Regions from separate parts of the Homo sapiens genome. Here region 1 is linked to region 2. The links are chromatin loops, found by intact Hi-C in ENCODE. Cell type or tissue: PC-9. All regions are shown on one strand. Each heading gives the region's core, and the rest is flanking DNA. Links, peaks and the distances in the headings are about the cores only.

Region 1 (5,373 bases), core at 234-5,233, 61 kb before region 2:
TCCTCCTACGCAATACCAAAGTCTTAATTCAACAGTCAGTCAGGAGAAATAGAGTCGCAGAATCAAAGGGTCGTCACAGCCGGGTGCAGTGGCTCATGCCTGCAATCCAAGCACTTTGGGAGACTGAGGCGGGAGGATTGCTTCAGACAAGGAGTTCGAGGCCAGCCTGGGCAACATAGTGAGACCCTTTCTTCTAATAAAAAAAAAGAAAGAAAGAAAGAATAAAAGACACTCAGTTGGGGTTTTGGTTTTCCACAAGTTGAGGTTGCCAACCTCATCAGATTAACCTCGAACCCTGACAACTAAGGAAAGAGAGTGGAGGAAGCAAAGAGCCTCTGCCACCTGTGTGAGCCTCAGATTCCTCCTCCATAAACCCGAGAGACTGATGTGTACCTGGCTGCATTGAGAGGGCTGCGTGAGCTCCACCGGGCACAGAGTCCAGCAGGCAGAAATGCTCAGTAAACAGAGCCCTACCATCCACTCTGCTCTCGTCCACCGCAGTAGGCAGCCTTAAAATGGGGTCACTCTGCATAAAGAACAAATACTTGTCAGCAGCTCCACCCTGCCATCTTTCTTGTGCTCAGCTTCTTGGAGAGGCAATGTGGTACGCTTTGAAGGAGCACTACATTTGGAGTTTTGATGACTTGCATTTGAATCTTGGCTGTGCCTTTCGTGGCAGTGCATCCTCCAATGACCTCCTTGACCTTTCTGGGTCTGTTTGTACATCTGCTAAAAGGGGATCATGATGACCTCTGCCCTGCCCACTTCACAGATCCTCATCCTATCCATTGATAACCCCACCTGTGAGATCCTGTAGTAGCTGATGTACATGTTAACCGTCATTATCAGTTGAGAAACTTCTCAACTAGGACCAAGCCCTTCACATCTACTCCTGTTTCTGCCACTGAAGCAAATTAAAAAATAATATATATATATATATATATATATATATATCACCTTGGACCTTTTATTTTCTAGCAAGGATTATCCATAGTTATTATCTACACAGGGTGGCTGGTCCCAGGGGTGTGATTCCCATTTGGGGTAATAAGTAAATGCTCTTCGTAGCAACTGCATATGAGGTGAACAAATACAGCATGCCAATAGCGGGACCCTATCGACAGATGAAGCCAGGATTCCAGCACTTACTCCCAGAGCCAGTTCTTCATTATTCAAGATACAAGATCAAGGCTGGGTCCAGGTTCTGTTGAGCCTGAAGCCTATACAATTTGGGGGTCCCTCTTTAAAAAATATGATAATACACAAATAAAATTAGATAAAGGGTGCCTGTAATCCCAGCACTTTGGGAGGCCAAGGCGGGTGAATCACTTGAGGTCAGGAGTTTTAGACCAGCCTGGCCAACATGGTGAAACCCTGTCTCTACTAAAAATACAAAAATAAGCCAGACATGGTGGTAGACGCCTATAATTCCAGCTATTCAGGAGGCTGAGGCACAAGAATCTCTTGAACCCGGGAGGCGGAGGTTGCAATGAGCCAAGACCATACCACTGCACTCCAGCCTGGGCGACAGAGCTAGACTCCATCTCAAAAAAAAAAAAAAAAAAAAGATAAATGGCCTTGGGAGGGTCCTAAGACTGACCTTCTCCAGCCTTGTGGTCAGTCTGTCTGGACCTGTCTGCACATCATCCCTTTAATTATTTCCCAAAAGCTCTACATCACAAACGCATTATTGAAGATGAAGAAACGGGGCTCAGAGAGGTAGAGGAATTTGTCCAACCCAGTTGTCCAGGAAAGACCAGGCACAGTGGACTCCAAATCCCATATTCTTCCAGCCACAACATGCATTTCTTGAATAAATGCTAAAAGATGTGGTGGGTAATTGGTATTGATGAATGGAACACAAATTTGGGGCAAGTTTCAGGTTCACCCTATCCACACCCTACCCGACTCCCACCAGAACTCCTGAATATCACAAACATCCTTCCAGGACCCCACACACAAAAAGTCCCAGGTTATAACCATATTAGAGTAATGGAAAATGAGAAAATGGAAAAAACCTCCATCATTCCCAGCAAAGACTCAACAGGGCCCTCATGAAGCTCCACCTTGTTCCCACTGAGGCAGCTTCCGGCAAGTGCCTGTTTGTACAACCAGCGAGAAACACAGCTCTTGCTGATCTTAATTCTTACCCCCACTCGTTCAGTTCTCTTATGATGACAGGCACCTCAATTCAGTTTCGCAGCATCCCAAAACGTGCCGGAGTAGGCTGGGTGAGACTCTCGGGGCTCAAAGTCTATCATTACATCTTGGTTGCGACCACAGAGGGTTTTTTTTTTTCTTTTAAACACCAGCTCAAGGGCAGAAGAATTAGTCAGGGCACAGATCTTCCGGATCGCTACTGTATGGGGACCATAACATCACTGTAAGGCCCCTGTGCTGAGCCACAAACCCCACTTGGAACAAAGAAAACTCCCAGGTACTTTACCAGACACCAATTGCGCCATCCTGTTTGGGACACAGTCATTTGGCACTCCAGGTTCTCAACCCATAGTAATAACGCCTCATGCTTTTGAAACTGAAAAATGCATCCAAAAAAATCTCAGTGACACATCATGACTCATGTCCCATCCCCACCCCCACTCCCACCTCCCTCCCGCCCCACCCTAGGGAGGGGGGCTCGTCCTTTTCATTCACCCCTGATGTGAAACCAGGTTGGTCAGTGCCTGTCAATTTCACTTCCTGTTTCCTTGCTTCCATCAGAGAGCAGAGCTGTGAGGAGGGATAGATATTATGCTGTGGTGCAGCCAGACAAGCCCCACCTTGTTGTGCCTCCAGAAGAAGCACATTCTTGGCCTGGGTGGTAACAATAACATCTGGATGGAAATATCAAGTGGTATCAGGCTTCCAGACCACCATTCATGAAAGGTGCATCCACTTAGTAAGCCTCTATGGAGGCCTCTTCTGGGCCAAGTGTTTGTTCGAAGTTGTGTATGGACAGAAAGATATTCCTCCTCTCAAGGTGCCCACAGTCCAGGGCGTACTGAGAAGCCAACAGATAATGCAGTGAGATGGCTGTGGGGATTGGGGTGTTACAGAATTGGGGTGGGGTGGGGACAGCCTGCTTTCAAGGAGTCTAGGCAGGCATCTCAGAGGTGACAGCCAAGACTAGATGGAGGACAATAATAAGGATGATGACGATGATGACACTGATGAACAATATGTGCAGCGTTTTCTAACACTTTGCATTTGTTAACTCACGTATTCTTCCCAGTCACCCTTATTCCCACTTCATAGAGGAGGGAACTGAGGCATCAGGATGGTGAGTAACTGGCCCAAAGTCACATAGCTGTTACAAGCACTATATGAGGACAAGCTGACCTGCCAAAGACAGCGTAGGGATCAGGACGGAGAAAGTCACAGAGAGGAAAGGGCATGGCATTTATGGAGAGCTGCCAACATCTTGGGGCCACACAGCAAAGGGCAAAAGTGGTCCCAACATGTGGGTGTGTGGCCCACAGACACGCTTTGTTGATGGCCCATATAGTGTTTTAAGATATATATATAAACCAACGCTTGAAAATTAGGCTATTTCATATAAAAACTCAGATTCCCAAAATTATGTTGAACAATCAGGATCTGGAAACATGGAGGCCATATTCTTCCATGGCAATAATCAGAGTTGGGTTGGTTCTCTTTAGATGGGGTGTAGCCTTCACCCTGTTTCCGTACAGCCACTTCCACTGCCTGATGTCCCCTTCATCCAGTCCCATTAATCCACCAACGTGACCTGCCTGGTGTGTGTGAGACAGGGCAGAGTCAGGGCACAGAGCTACAGAACTTGGACTGAAGCGTTTCCAGTAAGAGGAGGGCAGTGGTGATGCAGCCAGACTCCTACTGCGTGGAGATGAGTCCAGCAGCTCCCTGGAAGAGGGACTGCATGGAGCATAAGACTGCAGCAGGGAAGAGGAGGAGAGGATAAAGTACTGTTCATGCAGGATCAGAACCGGGGCAAGTGTGAAGAGGTCCCTCTACTGAACTTCTACGGAGGTTGATTTTACCGGAAATCTTTTCTCTATTTTCTCCCTGGGGCTCAGGATATAAGCTATACTTAGCAAGCAGTACTTTTTCATATGGAAGACTAAGATTCGCAGAGACCCTGCCAAGGCAACTTACATAGAGCCAAAGGAGAAAAATTAGGCAGATGCTCTCGGGGGAGTTAATTTTAAGGCATTACAGCATTTAATACACAGATTCCACTTCAGTGTTAAACCAAACCAGTCGCAGAGGCTTAAAAAACAGTGGCCAGGTCAACCACTTCACTTTACTCCCAGCCCCCAAAACCTCTCCTGCCCACCATGTTTTCAACTTGAAGCCACACTGAACCATGGAGCACTGTTAGGAAGGCTGGAGGTGGGCAGAGGGGACAGCCCGAGATCATGGTGCCACGAGAAGCTTCCCTCCAGTTGGGGAGATGGGGCCAAGCCCCATGGACCACGAGTGAGAAAGACACATCATGTTTCTATTTCACGTGTGCCATTCACGTGCTTAGTTCTGGGACGCTGCAGAGAAGCAGCAGTTACAGACCTGCTGATGGTGTGGTCAGGAAAGAAGCAGGAAAAGGGTGGGGCACGGTGGTGGCTCACGCCTGTAATCCCAGCACTTTGGGAGGCCGAGGCAGGCGGGTCACCTGAGGTCAGGAGTTCAAGACCACCTGGCCAACATGGTGAAACCCTGTCTCTACAAAAATAAAAAATTAGCTAGGCATGATGGCGGGCGCCTGTAGTCCCAGCTACTCGGGAGGCTGAGTCAAGAGAATTGCTTGAATCCGGGAGGCGAAGGTTGCAGTGAGCCGAGATCACGCCACTGCACTCTAGCCTGGGCAACTGATCGAGACTCTGTCTCAAAAAAAAAAAAAAAAAAGCAGGAAAGTAATTTGACAACTAGGAGATCTATGACAACACTTCACTCAGCTGTGGAAAGGTCTTGGGTGTTAGGGTCACATTTGACAATTCTGCCTGTTTGCTGTGTGGCACTGATGCCTGGCTGAGCTTCTCTGTGTCTGTCTCCTCATCTTTTAAATGAGAGCGCTTTGTACACTGGGAAGTGACCTGTGGATGTGAGAGGCCCTGTTGCTATGTGTCCTCTTCATCATTGCTTGCCTATTTTACTATATTTTTTTTTTTGAGACGGAGTCTCGTTCTATTGCCCAAGCTAGAGTACAGTGGCGTGATCTCTGCTCACTGCAACATTCGCCTCCCAGGTTCAAGTGATTCTCCAGCCTCAGCCTCCTGAGTAGCTGGGACTATAGGCACGTGCCACCACATCCAGCCAATTTTTGTAGTTTTAGTAGAGACAGGGTTTTACCATGTTGGCTAGGCTGGCCTCAAACTCCTGACTTCAGGTGATCTGCCT
Region 2 (5,373 bases), core at 106-5,105:
GAGCATCCCAGAAGGTCAGGGAACATGTGTGCAGCACAGGGCACTATGGAGAATACAAGGGAAGTGGAGGCCTGGTCTTGGCCTCTAAGAGGTAACAAGGGTTGGGGTGGGGAGGATGCATCCACACTCAATGCCTTGGTAATCTCTGCAAAGCTACACACCCCAAGCCCAAAGGAACCGCTGGCTCAGCTGCCACATGGGGAAGGGGAGTCGGCAGGACTTCCAGGAGGAGGCAAGGTCTCTTCGTGGGTCTGGGGGAGAAAAAAAAATGTCTAGGTAGGAATTATGGCTTGTGCCAAAGATGGGGCACTTGGAGGGGTGGGCCTTGCAGGAAGGGCATTTGTAAATCCCAAGAGTTGGCATTGCAGCAATGGTGAGAGGTGGGAGGTCCCTGAGGCCCGGGAGTCAGAGGACAGCAGGCAAAGAGAGAAACAGAGACAGCCCCCAAGAGGGCTCTGCAGAGGGTCCTGCGCCGTGTGCTGACAAGGTAAAGAGAATGATGCCGCTGTGTGGTTGAGGGGAGGAGGCAGGTGAGACTGAGTCTGTGAGACCCCGGTGGGCCAAACCAGGATCAATGAAGAAAACTAAAGGGAAGAAACCACAGCTGAAACGAAGGGAGAAACGGAGAAACTTCGCAGTACGCCTCCCTCCGGAAGTAGTGGGTTCCCATGGCCGGAAGTGTTCTCAGTGAAGTCCACACTGTACTTACCGAGAGCTTACTTCATGCAGGGACCATTCCTGGACATTCTAAATTTTTCACATGGCCTTAGGAGGTGGGTGTTATTATTATCATCCCTTTTTACAGTGAGGAGGCTGAGGTTTAGAGAGGCTAAACCTCTCGCCCAGTACTATGGAGCACTTGCTGGGATTTCTGTTCAAGCAGGGTCACTCTAGAGCCTGTTATCTGAGCCTTGGTGACTCAGTGTGGTCCTGGAACAGCAGCAGCTGGTTAGAAATGCAGGTGCTCAGGCCCCAGCCTGGACCTTCCGAATCAGAATCCACTTTTCAGCAAGGTCCTCAGTGATTTATGTGCACAAATCTAGGAATCACTGCTCGGGGCCACCTGGCTGTCCTGCAAGCACGCTGGGTACCTGGTGTAAATTAGTAAAATGCTGCCCCTCCCCCAGCAGAAGCAGCTCCCAAGGGGCTCTTGGCCTGATGAGGAGAGCAGGGGCTGGCTCGCAGTCCCACCGGCCCCTCAGCTACTATCCTTCCTGCAGGCTACAACCTGTAAAACCATACCCAGGGTTCTTGCCTTTGAAGCTTCTTCTAAATAGATTTACTAGGGCTTTGAAGGTGGATGTTGCTATGGGAACTGGGCAAAGCTGGTGAGATCACAACTCTCTCTAAACTGAGCATGTGTGGGCCTCAGCTACAGACTCCCAGGCCCCACCCTGGCAGGCAGAAATAAATGTGTGCCTCTGTTGAGCCAGGCCCCACTTGCTGAAAGCCTGGCCCTCAGCGTTCAGTGCCTGGGCAGCACGATCTGTCCCAACTGTGAACTGCCAGGACTCAGGGCAGTAGGTCTTTCCAACCCCCAGGCCTCAGTTTCCCTCTTCTGAAAAGTCCTCCTTCTTCCCAAAGTGCAGCGGGATAATGACAAGATGTTTCCAAGTGAGAAGTGGACCTAGGTGGAGCCTATTTCCCACGCTCTTCTCTTATCTCCACCTGGCATGGAGCCGACTCCCTGCTGGTGGCTGCCAACAGCCTCCCTGCAGAAAGCGCCTATGCTGCTGTGTCTCAGGATGGTGCTGGCAGCTGCCCAGAGGCACCAGAGACAGTGCTGGGTCAGGGGAAGAGCCACAGAGGGTGCCAGAAGGAGGGAAGGGCAGAAAAGAAGGCTGCCTCTCCTGGTGGTCCCACACAGTGCCTTCCCCTAGCCAGGGCCCCGATTTGCCAGTGGCATGGGGCCCCAGGAAGCAGCACACAGGCTCAGGTTCACACTTGCACCCTCCTTTCCCATTGCTTCCCCTCTCAGGTTTCCAGCCCAAGGTGCAGAGCCGTCTGGTGGGGGGCAGCAGCATCTGTGAAGGCACCGTGGAGGTGCGCCAGGGGGCTCAGTGGGCAGCCCTGTGTGACAGCTCTTCAGCCAGGAGCTCGCTGCGGTGGGAGGAGGTGTGCCGGGAGCAGCAGTGTGGCAGCGTCAACTCCTATCGAGTGCTGGACGCTGGTGACCCAACATCCCGGGGGCTCTTCTGTCCCCATCAGAAGCTGTCCCAGTGCCACGAACTTTGGGAGAGAAATTCCTACTGCAAGAAGGTGTTTGTCACATGTGAGTTGGCCACAGCCCACAGTGGGTGGAAGCAGTTACTACTTTACCTCTAGGACCCGGTCAGGGTGCATGTCTCTAAAGGGAAGCCCTGGGGAGCTAGACAGAGAGTCCCAGAGACCCAGAAAGGATGGAGACAGGGAAATTGGAAGGCTAGGGAGCAAGAGTACTCAGACAGCAATGGGCATGAACAATAATAGGAGACAGGGCAAGCAACAGGCAGATCACTGTCAGGCAGCTGATGAGTCATAGAACTTCTCCTTCTACCTTCTACTTTTGCAAGGTGGAAGCCAGAAAATCAAATGGTAGATAGCACATATTTGCTACATGAATGGTAACTAAACGGGAAGTAAAAGAGAGAAATGGATGGATGGATGGATGGATGGATTGGTGGGTGGGTGGGTGGGTGGGTGGATGGATGGATGGATGGATGGATGGATGGATGGATGGATCGGTGGGTGGGTGGATGGATGATGGATGGATGGATGGATGGATGGATGGATGGATGGATGGATGGATCAGTGGGTGGGTGGATGGATGGATGGTTGGATGGATGGATGGATGAGTGGACTGATGGATGGGTGAGTGGATGGATGGATGGATGGATGGACAGAAGGGCGGATGGACAGATGGATGGATGGATCAAGAATAGAGGCCCCGCTGGCTATTGGTATGCAATCATATATTGGTTTCTGATGGTATATGATGGCAAGGTGATCACTAATAACTGGCAAATGGTAGAAAATTAAATAGCTTATAACAAGTGTGGCAAATGATAGCTAGATGATCAACTGTTAGATGACAAATGGTGGGTGGGTGAGTGGGTAGCAGGGAATCCTAGAGATAGATGGAGGGATAGCCAAATAGATCATTGCCTTCCGTGCATGCTGGTGAATTTCTCAGATGAGCAAGGATGACGGCGGAAGCCAGGCAGCCAGCAGCTTCCCTCCCACAGTTTTTCTCCCCCCAGGACTGGGACTGACCTAACTCTTCCTCCTTCCCCAGGCCAGGATCCAAACCCCGCAGGCCTGGCCGCAGGCACGGTGGCAAGCATCATCCTGGCCCTGGTGCTCCTGGTGGTGCTGCTGGTCGTGTGCGGCCCCCTTGCCTACAAGAAGCTAGTGAAGAAATGTAGGTGTCACGGCCCTGAGTGGCTCCGTTCCCACGTGCAGAGACTGGAGGGGCTGCACTAGAGTCCTCCGGAGGAGGGGTCATGCCTCCAGAGAGCTGGGCACGCAGGACACCTCTGCTTCACCACCCAGCCTTCCCCTCTCCTGCCCATTAGCCATTTTCTGCCCCAAGTAACAGAAACACAAAGTAAACAAAATTGCAATTGCTGATTTGTCCATCTCTGGAGCCCAGCTGAGACCCACTCCAGGTCAGAGAGAAGGTGTGGCCATTCCCAAGGCTGTGGCAGGCCCAGAGGGTGTTCAGTACAGCCTCTGATGGTAGGAGACACACATCCCAGGCCTAGCCCCACCACTTACCACTGCCCAAGATGCTGATTGGGACACTTCCTCTCTCTGACCCTCAGTTTCTTCATCTACCAAATGGGCAATCGCACACCTTGTGAACGCGGGGGGTTGTTCTCCTTGCCTTGCAGAACTTAAGAGGAAATTATTCAGACAAAGAAGTGAGAGGGGAGAGATTGGGAACAGAGGGCCCAGCAGGACAGTGTTAGGTCCTAGTGCCTGCCCAGGTCTAGTTCTAAACGCCTGTGGTCTTTTCTCCTGGGGAGCCGGGCACCTCTACACCATCCTCGGCCTGCTCCTTCGGCACAGGATGGCTGCAATTCCCTTCCCGAGCAAGTTAGGAAACTGAGGCCTACGAGAGACTCCAGGGGGCAGAGCCCAGCAGCCCTGCCCTCAGCTGCACCTGCCGCCACCATCTCCCTCCCAGGCCCAGCCCCATCCCCACCCCTGCCTGCCCCCACCCATACCTGCCCCCACCACTCTGATGTGCCTTTCTTGTCTCTTGCCCAGTCCGCCAGAAGAAGCAGCGCCAGTGGATTGGCCCAACGGGAATGAACCAAAACAGTAAGTGTCCCCGGAGGCAGGAGCCTCCCTCAGGCCCTGGACAGAGGCCATGGAGGCAGAGTCGAGGCTCTCTGCTGACCACAGACGGAGCCTGTGGCTGCTTGAAGCCTCTGATCTCCACGGTGCTTGTCTGACATGTGACTGTGGCCAACAGACGTCCCCACACCAGGGAGGGCGGAGGCTTCTTGATGGGCTGATGGCTGAGCGGTTTCTACCGCTGAAGCCTCAGAGTGTAGAAACATCTCATGGTATCCTTTCTGTCCCTCGCCCCATCTCTAGGGTCCCCAGCAGCCCTCACCTCCTCCAGCAGTATTCCCCAACACAGTAGCCAGTGGATGTTAACAGGCAGCACTCACAAGAGGCCTCCCTGATCAACAGATCTGGAAAACCATGAGTTAGGCACAGCTAAGCATAGCTATTTCAGGACTTATCAGAACCTTAATGGGCATTTTTGTATTGCCCATCTCCAAAGCAAGGATCCATTAAGAAGGGCTGTCCAAGTTATTTTCATCATGGAACAACTTACAGGGCCAGTATTAGGACATTTTGGTGCAGCCAGCCCAACACCATCCCTGGTCTTCATCCTCCCTCCTTCCAGCCACAGTCAGAGACACCCTAATGGATGGAGACATGGCGCTCTTCCTGCCTCCCATTCTGCCTTCTTCCCCCTTCCCAAGTCCACAGCCAAATCCTTCAAGAGGGCTCTGTTGAATTTGTTATTAAGAAAGGCTCTGGAAACTTTCTTAATAACATACAGGCCCTCAGCTCCTGGAGGGCAGGGAGCAGATCTGTCCCGTCACCTGTGCTCCAGTCTCCTGCTTGGTAAATGCTTGATGACCGACTCACGGAAGGCCCCACCCTGCCAGTCAGATTGCTGGGTTACCCAAACCTGCTCTAAAAGTCTGCTGCTGATCCTGCTAGCATGAACCTCCCAGGAAGAAAGGAGAGGGGGATGCATTGAAGGGGCTGTGGGTGCCTTTGTCCTCTCCCCGCTAACATCATGGGAATAGGAGATTAAAGTTCTGGGCACCTGCTGGGGAAGGAGACGGAGGACACAGCCACAAGTCT

What was found. A loop is a pair of places that touch in the nucleus more often than their neighbours do. Peaks named below come from ENCODE experiments on the same cell type or tissue, not always from the same donor. Only the 100,000 strongest peaks of a DNase experiment are listed, where the experiment ranks them.
Region 1: a loop joins it to region 2, with 6 times the contacts of the local background. A loop is called at or near these places in 10 of 110 quality-filtered maps.

Annotation. Positions count from the first base shown.
Region 1 is chr11:61,058,990-61,064,362 of GRCh38, forward strand. It overlaps LINC02954 (long intergenic non-protein coding RNA 2954), which reads left to right. Exons shown (of 4, transcript NR_186234.1): 3 at 2,722-2,886. All of the region lies in intron 1 of LOC105369325 (a long non-coding RNA gene), which reads right to left. Among named protein-coding and RNA genes, the nearest start is that of LINC02954, 6.3 kb to the left of the region's middle. RefSeq lists enhancers at 1,927-3,126, 2,192-2,431, 2,782-3,021. In PC-9, for the core only: no CTCF peak of the experiment used is centred there; a DNase peak (open chromatin) is centred at 2,532; H3K4me3 peaks cover 817 bases; H3K27ac peaks cover 1,432 bases.
Region 2 is chr11:61,119,633-61,125,005 of GRCh38, forward strand. It overlaps CD5 (CD5 molecule), which reads left to right. Exons shown (of 11, transcript NM_014207.4): 6 at 1,979-2,272; 7 at 3,275-3,400; 8 at 4,252-4,305. Among named protein-coding and RNA genes, the nearest start is that of CD5, 20 kb to the left of the region's middle. In PC-9, for the core only: no CTCF peak of the experiment used is centred there; a DNase peak (open chromatin) is centred at 2,529.